Regions from separate parts of the Homo sapiens genome. Here region 1 is linked to region 2. The links are chromatin loops, found by intact Hi-C in ENCODE. Cell type or tissue: IMR-90. All regions are shown on one strand. Each heading gives the region's core, and the rest is flanking DNA. Links, peaks and the distances in the headings are about the cores only. Region 1 has its middle 91 kb from the start of PLSCR4. Region 2 overlaps PLSCR1 (phospholipid scramblase 1).

What was found. A loop is a pair of places that touch in the nucleus more often than their neighbours do. Peaks named below come from ENCODE experiments on the same cell type or tissue, not always from the same donor. Only the 100,000 strongest peaks of a DNase experiment are listed, where the experiment ranks them.
Region 1: it touches region 2 in a loop (2.1-fold over the local background); 1 of 110 quality-filtered maps calls a loop at or near these places.

Annotation. Positions count from the first base shown.
Region 1 is chr3:146,337,941-146,346,288 of GRCh38, reverse strand. It overlaps the pseudogene PLSCR4P1. Among named protein-coding and RNA genes, the nearest start is that of PLSCR4, 91 kb to the right of the region's middle. In IMR-90, for the core only: no CTCF peak of the experiment used is centred there; no DNase peak of the experiment used is centred there; H3K4me3 peaks cover 365 bases.
Region 2 is chr3:146,516,871-146,525,218 of GRCh38, reverse strand. It overlaps PLSCR1 (phospholipid scramblase 1), which reads left to right. Exons shown (of 9, transcript NM_021105.3): 6 at 3,166-3,386; 7 at 3,514-3,675; 8 at 8,052-8,213. Among named protein-coding and RNA genes, the nearest start is that of PLSCR1, 24 kb to the left of the region's middle. RefSeq lists enhancers at 2,046-2,564, 2,565-3,082. In IMR-90, for the core only: no CTCF peak of the experiment used is centred there; a DNase peak (open chromatin) is centred at 3,688; H3K27ac peaks cover 183 bases.

The sequences.
Region 1 (8,348 bases), core at 268-8,267, 180 kb after region 2:
GGAATTTTCTTGAGCCAAAAATTTTATTAAACTGATCTCTTTATAAAATAACAGAAAGGGGTGGGGCCAAGATGGCCAAATAGAAGCAGCTCCAGTGTGGCTCTCACAGACAGGAATGAAAGGGGCGAGTAAATACAACACCTTCAACTGAAATATCCAGGCATGCATTTGCATTGAGACTGATCAGGGAAACAGCTGGAGCCATGGAGAATGGAGAAAAGCAGGGAAGAGTGACAGCCTGCCCAGAAGCAACACGAAGCCAAGGGAACCTCTCTCCACCCCAGGGAGTGGATATGTGACCTTGGGAAACCATGCTTCTCCCATGGATCTTTGCAACCCTTGGGTCAGGAGGTCTCTTCCTGAACCCACTCCACCAGGGCCTTTGGTCTGACACACATGGCTGTGTGAAGTCTTAGCAGAGCAGCTGCTCAGGCACACGCAGAATTCCAGGAGCTCTACATATTCTGGCTCCAGGAAACCTGGCAAAGGTGACTGCAACTCAGTCAAGGAGGGAAGTTGGATGTTCCTACACACCCCTAGGGAAAAATAGCTGAATTCAGGAAGCCAAGCAGTGCAGGCCTATGGGCCCCACTTCCACAGTGCCTCGCAGGACAAATCCCACTGACTTGGAATTCCAGCCAGCCCCCAGAAACAGTGTTGCACCTACTTGGGATGAGACAGTGTTCCCAGAAAGAGGGGCAGGCTGCCATCTTTGCTGTTTGGACAACTCAGCCATTCCAGCCTGGGGGTTTAGGAGACTCCAAACCAAACCAACCAGGGATGGAAGGGACCTCTCCTAGCACAGCATAGCTGCTCTACCAAAATATAGCCAGACTGCTTCAAGTGGGACCCTGATCTATTCCTCATCTCAGGGCAATGCTTCCCAACAGGGGCCTCCAGCAAGCCCTACCCATATTCTCTGGCAGACAGAGTTTTAATTTCTCCCTTGGATGGAGTGCCCAAGGGGAGAAGCAGTTTGGACAACTCAGCTGTTCCAGGAAGTGGGCTTAGGAGAGTATAAACTGTCTGAGGCAGAAGGGAGCCCCCAGCAATGCACAGCTGCTCTACCAAAATGCTGTCAGACTTCTTCTTTAAGTGAGTTCATGATCTGCTCCTTATCTCTGGGTGGGACTTTCCAACTGGGGCCTCCAGCTACCCCCACCCACATTCTCCACCAGACAGTTTTGATTTCTGCCTTGGATGGAGCACCTGAAGGGAGGGATGGCCAACCATCTTTGCTGTTTAGACAACGCTGTTCCAGTCTGTAGGCTTACAAGAGTCCAAACCACCTGAGGATGGAAGCGGTACCCCCGCAGGGCACAGCTACTCCACAAAAGTGTGATCAGACTGCCCATCAGACTTTCATCTTGTGAGTGATTCCTAAGTAAAACCAAGATTAAAAGTTTACCTAATGTTTTTCCCAAACTCATTTTTCATGTAATCCTACCACAGAATGTGTTCTCTCCTTTGTGCCAGTTTCATTCACATGCTTCTGCCATCTTCGACCCTCTCCTTATTAATCCATGCACCTAGGGAAAACTGCCACTTTTAACTCAAGTGAATGGAAGTCAATACATTATTCTCTCAGAGGTACCCATGAAATAATTTAAAATTGGTCACACTTTGAGATTCACCTTGGCTAACTTACTCTCCCTAAGCCATTGAAAAAAATTGCATTCTGTATAGGTGGTCCATGTAAAACCATCCTGAACTTCCTGATCAAATCCAAATGGCAGGTGATATGTCAGAGAGACCAGTGAGTAGTAACTGAGCAAGAAACAATCTAGGTATACACAGCTACTTCTAGATGTTGTTGCTTTAGCAAGTTAATGTTTTTCAGATATTTTAGATAAAACAGTCTTATACAGTGGAACTGGAGAAAATTATTTTTCCTATTTGAACAGTCCTTTTAATGTCTATATGACCAGGTGAAAATAGGCTAATTTCAGGTGATAACACATATTTTTAAATTAATTTCATTCATACTCAAAAACTGTTTTGGAACTCAGTTGATTCATTGTGATATATCTATCATCAATTTCTTTCTTAATGCTAACTTAATTCTCTTATTTCTGTCTCTCTCAATAGTTGGACAACATGCATGTTTTTCAGCATTTGGAGCTCCTGGAAAGTATATATAATTTAGTAGTGTTCAGCAGTATTTGAATCAGGTGGAAATTGACATTATTAAACAGGCAGTTACTTTTTTTACAGCAATCATTTTTTCAGTGGTTCAAACAGAAAACACTGTTCTCCAGAAATTAAAAGAGAATTATTTTGTGTAATTTGATTTATTTACAAATTATATAATCATTAGCTCTTAGATTAAAAAGGATCTTATATATTATCTGGTCAATGCCCCCTTACACTTACACCTTCTATCCACCCATCATTTAACTTTCACAGATGCGGAAAAGAAAGAGCAGAGGAATGAAATGACTTAGTGAGGGTCAAGCAGAATTTAGATTTGCTAAAGTGTAGTGCGGTGCCTTTGTTTTAGAGGCAGGAAGAAATGAGCACAGTAAACATGAAGCCTAACATCTGTTCATCAATAGAGTGTGGCTGATTCTTAAAGCAGCAGCTTTACACATTCATTTAGCAACATAAGGTCTTCAACTCCTCTTGGTTACTTTTTCTATTTGCAATTAGTAGTGACCCTGATCATCTTACTGAGCTATTTGCAATTAGTAGTGACCCTGATCATCTTACTGAGCTGGATAATTTATGCTCTAATGTATAAAATAATTAAAATATTTTATAATTAAAGTCTCTGAATGCAGTTAATATATAAGACATAATCATCCTTATACAAGATGACTTTTATCTTTTACATGGAAAACTCTTAAATCATCTTGCACTGAATTTAAAATAGACACTTTAAATTCTAAAGCATATTAATACTTATAAGGTGATGAAATAGTTTGGTGTTCCCATCAGTTGTTTATGTTTCAAATGAAATTTTTAAAAGGCTATTTGGCCTTACACCCTGTGAAATGATTGATGATGACCTCTTGAGGGCAGACTTAACAGCTAATAATTTAAAGATGACTTTCTCATTTTATTTTCTAGTGATGACACATTTTGAAACTAATAATAGAAATGATGTTAAAAACAACTCAGACCAGATGGTTTTCATCATAACTGAAGACACACATATCTTTACCAGGAATGTGTATTGGACATTAAGGCCCTTCATCCTCCAGATCACTGAATGCATGGGCTGAAAAGTCATGACCATACAGAGACCTTTCAGATGTACCTGCTGTTGCCCCTCTGCCAGGCAAGAGGTCAAACAATGAATGTCCAATCCACAGTTTCCTTCTGATTCAACTTTTCACAGCAGTTTGCTCCTTCCATACAAAAGGGATTTTCCCTGGCTCATCCAGTCAGAATGGGAGAAGGTAGTGGAGAGGCAGGAAACCAAATTATCTCACCTAAGGAAAATCACAGAGACCTTTTTCATGTGGGTTATTGCTCTTTAGTGCTAATCGGTGGGTCAAGCACAATTAAGCTTGTTTAGTCAATAATCATGATTCCGTCAGTTGCATCTATGCAATTAGAAATTTACCTTTCACATAGAATAGTCACATACATTTATCTAAATATACCTACATATTACCAGGTAAGGTAATGCTAAACATAAACATATGCTTTTAGAATTGGAAGGGACTTCAGATACCTTTATACTACTCATCACAACCCACACCTTTCTGTTTTTTGTTTTTTGTTTCTTTTGAGACAGAGTCTTACTCTGTCACCCAGGCTGGAGTGCAGTGGCACGATCTCAGCTCACTGCAACCTCCGCCTCCCGGGTTCAAGCGATTCTCCTGCCTCAGTCTCCCGAGTAGCTGGGACTACAGGCACACGTCACCACACCTGGCTTATTTTTGTATTTTTAGTAGAGACAGGGTTTCATCATATTGGTCAGGCTGGTCTCGAACTCCTGACTTTGTGATCCACCCGCCTTGGCCTCCCAAAGTGCTGGGATTACAGGTGTGAGCCACCGTGCCTGGCCCCACAACCCACACCTTTCTACAGAGAAAGAAAGAGTGGCTGAAAACGATTAAGTGCCTGAGAAGGTATTACACTTGACTGTGCCAGAATTTCAATGGAGATGTGCTGCATTACAAGCTGGTTACTCTTATATAACCTGCATCATTCTAGGAACATCTTTTACCATAGTAAAAAGAAAAGCGGTTTTGGAGCAGCCAACCAGAGTTTAAATTCTAGATATGACACCTACTTAAATTTGTACAATTTACTTAACCGATTTGGGCTTCAATCTTCTGGTACATAAAATATGCATAACAATACCCCATAGGTTTACTGGGATATTAAAAGACATATTAAGTACCAGTATTTACTAATCTCAATGTATTACAATATCCTCTTTTCTTTGATTTCCTCCATTGTAAAATAGAGATGATATAGTACATATCACATAGGAGTTTTTGAGATTTAAGTAGTAAATTAATGTTACATGCTTAGGACAGCACCTGGCAGATAGTCTAGTACTCAAAGAACGTTAGTTGTTGTTCTTAGATATCTTACTCCCCTATCATTATGTTTTAATCATAACAGCCTTATATTTGAGATGAATCTTCACCTGTATCCTTCATTCTTTTAACTATACTAGGAATTTTTCTTCATATTCATGACTTGCATTGTCTTCTCAAATCCTTTTAGTGCAGCCTTCCAAATTAAAAAAGCTATGATGCAGAAAAGATAATCAAAATTACAAACTTACCCAATTTATAGAACATTTATCTCAAATATTATTCAGATTTTATTCTTATTTCTTCAGTTTTACTTGTATTCATGTTTGACTGTGTATATTTAGTTCTGTGTAATTTCAGCAGCCGTTCAGATTTCTGCATCCACCACCACAACACAGATAACCTGGTGAGGCAAGCTGATGTCCTAACCCTGTTTTCCTAGTTGCCATGAGTGGGCTGGTGGTCAGAGTCAACTGATGTCTAAGTGAGGGGTAGGAAATGTTCTAGGGCTGGGATAAGCATGATGCACCATTTCTGAGGTAAAAGCCGTATTCACTTCACTCAATCATGTATATATGTTAGAATATATATTCAAATGACATGTTCTGAATTCTGAGGAATCAAACTATGTGTACAGCAACATAAACATATTTATAAAGTAAATAATTTACTTTGAAAACCTACATATAAGAACAAAGAGTAAACAGTAAATTTCTCAAAACATATACTGTAATTAGTTAGCTTAATGTTTGCACATTAAATTTTACCATAGATCTTAGTTTTGCTGCTTCTTAGCAAAAAAGCCAGTAATGTGAAATCATGTAATTTTGAGATGTGTCTAGCTTGGTTTACCTGAAGATTTAATTCCTTGCCAGATGGATATGTATCTGGGCATGTATGAAGAAAAATCTACCTAATTATGAGATAGGTGAGATAATATGACCAGTTATATATAATAGTAATGATAATGGTGATGCTGATAATTATAAGAACAACTGTCCCTTTTTATTACTTCCTACATTGCCGGCGTGGTTCTGGTTCTGACTACTTTTTGTATATTAACTCATTTAATTCTCGTAGCAAGCCTATGAGATGTATTACTGTGATAATTCCCATTGTAGAGGTGAGAAGACTAGATGAGGTATTTTGCATGAGGACCACTCAGTTATCTATCTATTTATAAAGCTATCTATATTTCTGTTTGAAGCCAGCCCTAGATGCTACACCCTAAACCATTATGCCATGTTACTCTTTTATCTCTGTGTGATATTTGGTTTCTCTATGTATTAATATTAACACAGATGGCCGGACATGGTGGCTCATGCCTGTAATCCTAGCACTTTAGGAGGCCAAGGCGGGTGGATCACCTGAGGTCAGGAGTTTGAGACCAGCCTGACCAACATGATGAAACCCCATCTCTACTAAAAATACAAAAATTAGCTGGGCATGGTGGTGCATGCTTGTAATCCCAGCTACTTGGGAGACTGAGGCAGGAGAACTGCTTGAACCGGGGAGGCAGAAAGTGCAGTGAGCCAAGAATGTGCCATTGCACTCCAGCCTGGGCAACAAGAGTGAAATTCCATCTCAAAAAAATAAAAAAATTTAAAAATATATATTAACACAGACATACAGGGGAATGAAAATACAGAAAAATTGTACATAAGAAATTATAAACAGGAGATTTCTGTATACAAGATTTGTATACAATTATATACAGAAATTATATAGAGGAAATCATATTCAGGAAAATTCATGTGTTTTCAAGTTTGGGATTATTGCTGGAAGCTCATGAGGCTCCAAGCAGGTCTTGTCTGAGAGTGTGCTCTCTTCAGAGAGGTTTGCTTTTGCTTCTGCTGGTGCCCCAGCAGTGTTACCAACTGAAGATTATTTTTATTTATATTTTTAGGTTTTTGTTTTTCAAGTCTGTATGTATTTCAAATATGAACCCCTAAATGATGAGGACAAGACTTGATTATTGTGAGAAACACGCTCACCCATCCAAACCCGAAGAATGGACTCAGAAGCACAAAGAATAGCAAAAGTAAGAGTTTTAATAACGGTCTTGCAAGATCGAGTGGTAGGCAGGCACATCCGGGGCAACTACAGCAACTAATTTATCTCCTAGCATGCAAGTCCCTCCCCCAGTTCCTCACTGGTCAATTACTATGGGGTTATAATCTTCCCAGATGTCACCAAAGTTTTATTATCCCCCTTATAAGGTTATACCCCAGTCCCCTTCCCTGCTTAAGTTGTGATTTCCCAATAACGAAACTTTCTTCCCTTTTATGGGCTGACCCCGCCTCAACATTCTGTTCATTTATCATGACTTTCTAATAGCAGAAGCCATGCACTTTTTTACGTCCGCAGGCTGGCTGCCAGTGCTAGATTTATCATGCCTTGAAAATGGACCATTTAAAATATTTTCTCTCAAATTCTCTCTGCTTTTCTATTTACTTCCTCTGGTCTCATTTTCATCTAAATCCTCCTGGTCCTAGAATCACTCTAGAAGCCATTTACTTTCTTCTTCATAGGAGAGTGAGTTTAATTTAGTTTCTAATAGTAGAAAGTTATTTTGCTGGTAAGTCATGGGCATTTGCTTATTAATAGGTGTTTCAAGTAATCTCTGTGCTAGTCCCCTTACACAGGGATAATACATCATCCCACTTCTGTTAAGATTCCTGCCACAATTATGAGAGATGTAAGGATTGAAGCACCATGCTTTCCATTTTCCAAATCGACTTTCTGGCCAACCCATAAATGGGTCACCAATTCCAGCATTTTCTGCGAGTTTGTTGGCTAGAGTTGTCATTCCTTGTAAAGCTTTTGTGATGGTCCCATCTAGGGACAATTGGTCCCTAGTATTGTTGGGAATGAAAGTACATTTCCCACCCAGCATAACACATATGTCTCCTTTATCTGCTAGTATTATGTTTAGTGCAAGCCTATTTTCCCAGGCCATTTGGCTGGTGGCATCTAACTGGCTAGCTACCCCTTTTGAGAGTGTCCCAAGTATAATTGATGATTCTGTTGATTATAATACATGTAGTTAATCCAATCCACATTCTTATTAATAGCTGACCACCAGAACAGTGGTGACTCAAACCCAGCAACTATTTGGTTTTGGGACTTAAATTCATTAGGCACCGCCCTAGGGACTCCTATCGAGTCAACATGTGTATTGAGATCAAAAGAATTTGTTAAATCTCTCCAGTTTGGGTGGCCATGTGTATTTTCAAGTATCTTATGGAATGCCAGGGTGAAGTGAATATCCAACTGGACTAACGCACAAGTCCCAGTCCAATTGGATGGTTATGGAGGTTCCTTTTCCCACAGTACCACCAGACATCAGCCCGAGGTATATGGACAGCTGAGTAATTGCCATTGCTTGACTCAACAGTGATGTTTAGGATGTGGGTACAAGACGAGAGTTCTCCCATGGGCTTATTGAATTCTTCCCCCTGCCTAGAGAGGTAAAAGGAGTGGTTTATATTCCCTGTAGAGAATGAGGGGATTGCTCTGGGATCCGGCCTCCACAATGTGGAAAAGAACAATGACAGACTCTTACAAGTCTTATTTCCCAATGCATCCTTGTCGTGGTATGGAGCCAACATGCAACACATTCCTTTAAAGTTAACTCTAAGAAAAATCTAAAAAGAAAACATGTGCTGGCCCCATTTCTGGAAGTTAATATGGCTAGGATGGACTACTATACAAAGAGCAGACCGTCAAAACTTGGTATTCCATCCTAAGGGAAACAGAACCACCTGTGCCCGAGGTCGTCTGCAGCCCCCGCATAGCAGTTACTCTTGTCAAGGGCTTGCACCGAAAATGTGACCAGTTTGACCCAGGCAT
Region 2 (8,348 bases), core at 328-8,327:
TGGGAAAATTATCATTTGTGCCCACAGTTTCTCTTGGGAGTTAAGATGAACCCTATAAAACCTTTGTATACGAGGTCAGATGCAGGCCACTGCAGTGTGGGAGGATGCTGACCAACTAGCCTGCAGGCTTGGCTTCATAGAAGAGCACTCCTGCTCCTGCTGAATGGCCTGACATTTCCTTGGGTCCAGGGCTCCTTAGGTGCAAAAATAAACCTAGGAAGCCAATTAATGTTTTATAATGGCTGCCAGGGGAAGAAGACCCTGGATAGATTTATGAACCATAGTGTTTTCCTTCTAGATAAAAAAGGTTTAATAAAAAATAAAACTCTCCAGTTTTTAGGAATATGTCTGCTAAATTCATTTTCACCTGTCTCCAAAGTTTCTTTCCACTGGTAAAAATTAGAAGATGAATTGTATAAGCAGAATAATGGATTTGGCTAAAATATACAATTGTCATCTATTACATTGAAGTTATTTGTAAAGCACATTATTATTTATAAGTTACTTGATTTTTTTTTTAGTGTATCTAAACAAAGCTTTCTCTGGAAGACAGCTTTGTATTCTGAATTTTTTAATGTTTTATAGTATATATTAGTAAGGCTATAAAATCCAAACAGACATATAACCAAACATTACACAGCACACTATTTATCTTTTTTTGTAGATTTATAGGCTTTATAAATATTTGTTAAATATGTGTTAATTATGAAATAGAAAGTTCCAAATCTAACAGTTTTTAATTATGCTTATTTTTCAAAAAAGAAATGTCTCCAGTTTTTTTTTTGTTTCTTTTTCTCCAAAATTGAAAGTCTATGTTATTTTTTCATGAGTGGTATAAAAAAGATGAAGATTACTCAGGTTTTTAGAATCTGAGCATAAACTAGGCACTTACTTTTTTTTCTCAATTCAAAACACAGAAGACAATAAAAATATAAACAATTTGTTTACATTTTTAAAGTAAATGAAAAGAAACTTAAAGGTTATGTAAACCAATGTTGTTTTACAAATAAGCTGGAGATTTTTGAGATTAAGCTACTTAATGTAACAATTAATTAGATAATGAATGTCCTCTCAAAATCAGCTTAACTTTTTTCTCATCAAACATTTGACTATTTCAGATGTTGAAATCAGACGTTGTTCCTATAAATGCAGAGTACAGGGTCTGTCTGTGTCCCACCAAGGACACTTAAAGGAGTTCATGGTGGTAAGACTTGTGAAGGCCGTCTTTATCCGACTCAGAGTCTTTCCACATAGGCATTATAGAGTGACTTTTCCTCCATATATTTATTTTAATCACTCATTATTTTAGCCAGGCTTCTGACATCTATGACCCCAGTTACTGAGGACTATGTACAAATGGGACAGTTATTGCTCCTTTCTGGCTTTAAATATGGAGAGGTTTCCAATGTATGGTTAGATATGGAAAGCCCTTGATACAAAGTATGTGAGTGTCAGCATTTTGCAGCCATCTGTTTCCCTCATGAAGATAGATTAGCCCAGCAAAGGTGCAGAGTTCACTTAGGATTCCCACGGTCTAGATATTCTGTGAGTTGAAGCCTTGGTTGCCGAACACGTTTGTCTAATACCCACCTCCCACTTCTGAACAACTACTGTTGAGTTGAATAAGGATGCCCTGGGTCCAATGTGACATTCTAATTCATCTTTCATTTTTACTCCCTCGGTTTTTATGCGTGTACATTGCCTTCTTTCAAAAGCATTGCAAAAAAATAAGACATAAGTAAGGTTTATAAGACAGTCTCAAACCAATTGATTTAATATAAAATTTCATAGCACATAAACAGCAATCCTCTTATATTCCCCTCCACATTACACATAAACTATCCTGCATTAGTGGACATTTTATCTATACACCTAGCACCACCGTGCCCACCCACAGCATTGCCCCAACTCTCAGCAGAAAAGTCTCTCTTCTGACAGACATTTATGGAATTAGGAAAATATAACTTGTTTCCAGTGTCTCACATAATGAAGGGATGGGTTGCCCCTCCACACTTGTGGGTGTTTCTTGTTAGGCGGAACGAGAGACTTGGAAAAGAAAAGACACAGAGACAAAGTATAGAGAAAGAAAAATGGGCCCAGGGGACTGGCATTCAGCATACGGAGGACCCGCGCCAGCACCGGCCTCTGAGTTCCCTTAGTATTTATTGATCATTATCGGGCGTTTCCCGGAGAGGGGGATGTGGCAGGACAATAGGATAATAGTGGGGAGAAGGTCAGCATGTAAACACGTGAACAAATGTCTCTGCATCATAAAAAGGTAAAGAAAAAGGTGCTGTGCTTTTGATGTGCATATACATAAACATCTCAATGCCTTAAAGAGCAGTATTGCTGCCAGCACGTCCCACCTCCAGCCCTAAGGCAGTTTTCCCCTATCTCAGTAGATGGAATATACAATTGGGCTTTACACCTAGACGTTCCATTGCCCAGGGACGAGCAGGAGACAGATACCTTCCTCTTATCTCAACTGCAAAGACGCGTTCCTTCCTCTTTTACTAATCCCCCTCAGTGCAGACCCTTTACGGGTGTCGGACTGGTGGACGGTCAGGTCTTTCCCTTCCCAGGAGGCCATATTTCAGACTATCACATGGGGAGAAACCTTGGACAATACCTGGCTTTCCTAGGCAGAGGTCCCTGTGGCCTTCCACAGTGTTTTGTGTCCCTGGGTACTTGAGATTAGGGAGTGGTGATGACTCTTAACAAGCATGCTGCCTTCAAGCATTTGTTTAACAAAGCACATCCTGCACAGCCCTTAATCCATTTAACCCTAAATTGACACAGCACATGTTTCAGGGAGCACAGGGTGGGGGGTAGGGTTACAGATTAACAGCATCTCAAGGCAGAAAAATTTTTCTTAGTACAGAACAAAATGGAGTCTCTTATGTCTACTTCTTTCTACACAGACATGGTAACAATCTGATCTCTCTTTTCCCCACGGCATAAGGACTTAATTTCTCTATACATTGGTAATCTCTCCTTTTTTTTGCCATTTTTCTCTGTCTGGATCATCTCTAAACATCATTTCTTCTCCTCCTTATGCCACTTGGGGTATCATCAAAAACTGGCATAGCTAGATATTATAATATCTGGATAAATTCAATATTTTTAACATAGAGGTGATTATGATTTCGTCTTTTATGTTTTTAGTTTTAACAGGTTTTGAAACTAATAACAAATATGAAATTAAGAACAGCTTTGGACAGAGGGTTTACTTTGCAGCGGAAGATACTGATTGCTGTACCCGAAATTGCTGTGGGCCATCTAGACCTTTTACCTTGAGGATTATTGATAATATGGGTCAAGAAGTCATAACTCTGGAGAGACCACTAAGATGTAGCAGCTGTTGTTGTCCCTGCTGCCTTCAGGAGGTCTGTGATCAATTACCAGGGCACTTTGTAAAATAGTTCAGCAAGAATTTCTGCCCTGTCATTGAACCTTTCATCGAACCTAGGCATTATGATTATTACATTTACATATATTATTTTGCCTTTGTAGATAGAAATCCAAGCTCCTCCTGGTGTACCAATAGGTTATGTTATTCAGACTTGGCACCCATGTCTACCAAAGTTTACAATTCAAAATGAGAAAAGAGAGGATGTACTAAAAATAAGTGGTCCATGTGTTGTGTGCAGCTGTTGTGGAGATGTTGATTTTGAGGTAAGAGATGTCATAATGTTTATAAGATTTGCTTTCCTAATATAAGAAGAATGTAATTTTGCAGGACATTATAAATGCATTAAATAAGTGTTGTGTGCCAATGTCTCAATAGCAAGATGATTTTCTCATTTATTTAACTTTGGGCAGAGTGGTAGTTATCACTCTGATTAAAGGTCACTGTTGGTCATGAGAAATGGAAAAAAAAGAAGCAGACCTATGTAGTCAAATAAAAATAAGCAAATCATCCCTCACTTAAACGTGGTGGTTTCTATGTGATGACACTGTATATTATCCATTTTAAACAGAACGTTAACCTTGCCATCTAAGTCTGATTGCCAAAGCATATGGATCCTTCTTAAATCTGAAATATCATCTGCCAATGCTCAAGGCCATGTTCAGAATGTCTGACATCTTTGAATTCCTACAAGAAGCCCAATTATGCAAAGATAGTTTTGAGAAAATTAGTATAATATGTACTACCCAGTTATGCTTCTCTGTGGTCTCTCCTTTTCCCTATATTAAATTAGGTCACTAGAAGCTGCAACATATTAATATTTGTATATTTACTGTAATACATTGTAGAATTTCATTAGAGTAGCTCTTCAACAACAGATGGTCTACTTTTACAATCCAAATTTTTTCATTGCAAATGTTTAAAAATCAGAAGGTTTTATAACTTAATCTTGATTTCTTGTTTCTCTTGGAAAATCAGAAAATTGGGTTAACTGGGCCCACCTTTCCAACAAAAGGGTAAAAATCTACTAAAGATGTGTGGGGCTGCCCCTTGTAATAATGACATGGGAACTCTACCACTGTCTCCACCCCTTACTGAGGTTTTTCAATATCCAGTGTCATTCATTTATGTGATCTGCCTGCCTTCTTTAATCACATGGTATTTTATTCCTCCGTCAGACTTTAGCTATATAAAGATGAATCCTTTCCCCCATTGACTTCATAATCTAATGACAGAGATTTGCAGTTCTAAGGAGGATGTGATATAGAAACTTTAAAAAGGCTCTTATAAGGGGATTATATAATGTGTGTATGTATATGTGTGCATAATATGCATGTATAAAAATTTTATGTAAGGGTATGCATAATAGCAGTTCTTCATGTAAGGGATGGAATCTCTGTCCTACATCCAGAGAAGTGAAAAGTAATTTCTCATTCAAGGAACAATATTAACAGAAGTTTGGCTGGCATATATTTTATTTTTAGTAAATAAATGAAAACACTGGAAAAACATTGTGTAATCCTTGTATTTGATACTAAAAAATTTATGTTTCATCTGGCAGTCTTTCTTGATGGATACCTTAAAGCATCCATTCCATGTAATAAATTAACTTTTCTTCTATTTATCTAGAATGATGATATCAAGGTACTCTCATGGAAAGAATTGAGAAATAGTCACTTGAAGAATTTTCCATAGAGTTGACAATGGAAACTTTGACACCTCAAAGCAGAAATTATCAGTATGAGGGACCACTAAGGAACATGAAATCCACCAGGGTGTCACTGGGCATGGAAACTTGAAGTAATAAAAGAGATAAAAGCCTGTTCCACAGCAGGGGCAGGAGTCATTCTAAAACAGAGAATAACTCAAGAGGCATTTCATAGGTGTACTATGTGGAACTAATTCATGGATTTGATATCAATTGAGGATGAAAAAAATTTTGGAGATAAACTTGATGTGTTATTATTCTGATATTACATTGGCCAAGTTAAGAATCTTGGAGGAAAAACACTTGATTTGTGTCCTCTTGACCATTATGATAGTCTGCTTTTTAAAAAGTAAGGTATCAAATACTAATACACATCTAGGTCAGGGATCAGCAAAATATAATCAATGAGCTGTAGTTGATTATATAAAATATATATGGGAAGTTAATGACTTGAATTAAGGTCATGTTGGATTTTAGTTATGTATAGGAAAAGAATGGAGAGTTTTCAGCAAACAGACAGTAATTGAATCTCTAAGAAGGTTATCTTAATGGTGAGTAAGAGAGAGCCTAGTAGACCTTTTATCCAATATAGGTGATAAGAGAGTCTGTCTCCTTCAAGGACTCTTGGTAGGGGGAAAAAATATGGCCACATGAAACTGACATACCAAGTCAGCTCTGTCTATGAGCTTGAAATCTGAATTCCTGCCACTGTTGTGTTTCAGGAATCTCAAAATATAGAAACTGATCCTGAGTAGTGATAAATTTTATATGGTCAACTATAGCCCACAGATTTTTTTTCCTGCCCTCTCAACTAGATTTTCATTAGTATTCAATAAATATGTTTTTAAAAAGCAGACAATCCTAATGGTCAAGAGTATAGACACTGGAGCCAGATGCCCAGGTTTGAAACCCATCTTCACAACACTTATCTATGTGACTTTAACAAATTCTTTCACTTCTCTTTGCTTTAGTTTTTTTACATGAAAATTGGGTGTAATAACAGTAAATAAATAAATCATTAGTAAGTAAATAAAATAGCTTACCAGCAACTATTAATATACTCATGATACACTTTTTATATTTCTTTGCTACATACCTAGATCCTATATGCTGTCATTATATTTCAGTATTTTGCATTTATATTTGCATTGTGAGATGAATCTATGGTTTTCTTTTTAGAATGCTTTTACCAATTAGTATTGCACTCATGGATTTGAAAGTTTAACATTATACAATACCAATTTATTATTTCCAAATGTTGACATTTTATTATAGTGATTTTCTATTCCAAAATGTCTACAATTTAGCTAAAAATTATCTAGTCCTGCTAATTTATTGGTTGAAGATCATTATTTGCATTTCTTATCCTTGCCATAAAAAATGTATTCTCTACTTTGTTAAATTTCTTGCTGTAGTAATCAAAAAGGGCAAATGTTAATATCTTTATCTGTATAGTGTTGAGTTTACGGTGGCTAGTAAGTTGTCAGCTGCATTTTTCATTTTTTTAAATTTCAGAATTAAAAAATAAAACATAAGAGTTTTCATTACTAGCTTCAAATGCTTCAATGACAGCTATTAGCAGAAAAATACTAACATGTACAAGAAAGGATTTGTATTAGTTTATTTCACCACAGTAGTATTTCATTACACATAATCCCTAAAACTCAGCAGCTTGCAATAAGTGTTTATACTCATGCTTATGGGTGTGTAGGTCAACTGTGTTTCAGTGGATGTATTTAAGCACTGACTTAGGCGCATGTTAACCTCAATCTGCTCCAGGTAGATTTGTTCTATGGCTGTAGCAGCAGCAGCTACCTGAGTCATGCTTTTCTAGTGGCTTGTCACTGAAGATCATAAGCCAGGCCAAAGCACTTAGCCAAGTTTAAGGACACTACTCATGTCATATCTGCTAACACCCGTTGTTCAAACAAGTAACATGGCCAAGCCTAATTATGAAGGAACAGGAAGTATACTGGCCCTACAGAAGGAGAGGGAATGAAATGAATATTTGATGAACAGTATTATGCTATCAGCTTCATATTAGATGTTTATTTCTAGTATTTTACAAACTATCCACTTGTACTCAAATAAAATGAGTCAAGTATTTTTAGATTCCCCACATTTATTTAGCTGAAAAGGACACTCCTCTGTTAATACAACTATATGTGTACATAGTTTTGTGAATTTCAGCTACATTCAGTCCCCACCTGCCCTCCTAGAGGAGTTGCCTTAGTCTGAGCAAAGTCCATTCAACCCTATATGATGGCCCTGGGCTTTCCTCAGGCAGAATTGTAAAATTAGGAAACTTCTACTTCGGAGCTCATTTGTTCATACACTCTTCATCTTTTATTCACACCCCACTAGTTATCCACTCTCAACCTCAACCCTTGGCGTGGGGCATTTCATCAAGTTACTTATTGGTATTTGCCTTTACTCCAAACTGCTAATCTTTTCTAGGTGCTTAGCATTTCATGTTTGGCAACTCACAGTGGGTAGTAATAAGCCTTTTCATCATATTTAATCTTTCAGTCTGTGTAAACTGTGCTTCTCCTAAAGCAGAAGTCTAATAGGAGTTTTGTTCATTAACTTCCTGATGGCTTCTAGAAATGTCATCAAAGAAACATTTCATATTTATATCCTTTTTTGCTTAAATTTTCTTTTGGGTCAATTCAAATAATTTATTAATGTCTATATTAATATAAAATAGAAATTGTTAAATATTTCAGGAAAACTTTCTGAAATATAATTTCTCCGTACAATGAAACAGTTTTTTTCATATATCTATAAATAGATACAGGAGCCTCCAGTTATCTAATGAGGGTTACATATGGTGCATAATTTTAATACCATATTTGTTTCATCTTACTTCAAATTTGAAAGTACTTTTGCTATAAGTTTCCTAAAAGTATTTAATACTTTTTTTTTTCAATTTAGATTAAATCTCTTGATGAACAGTGTGTGGTTGGCAAAATTTCCAAGCACTGGACTGGAATTTTGAGAGAGGCATTTACAGACGCTGATAACTTTGGAATCCAGTTCCCTTTAGACCTTGATGTTAAAATGAAAGCTGTAATGATTGGTGCCTGTTTCCTCATTGTAAGTCTGTTCTTATTAATCTTGATTATAGATGCTTTCTCTAGGTTCATTCTGAAATGATTCAGTAAAGTGTATATTTCAAAATGACATTTTAAAATTTATAGATTTTAAATCAGGATTCCCATTTAATCCTAG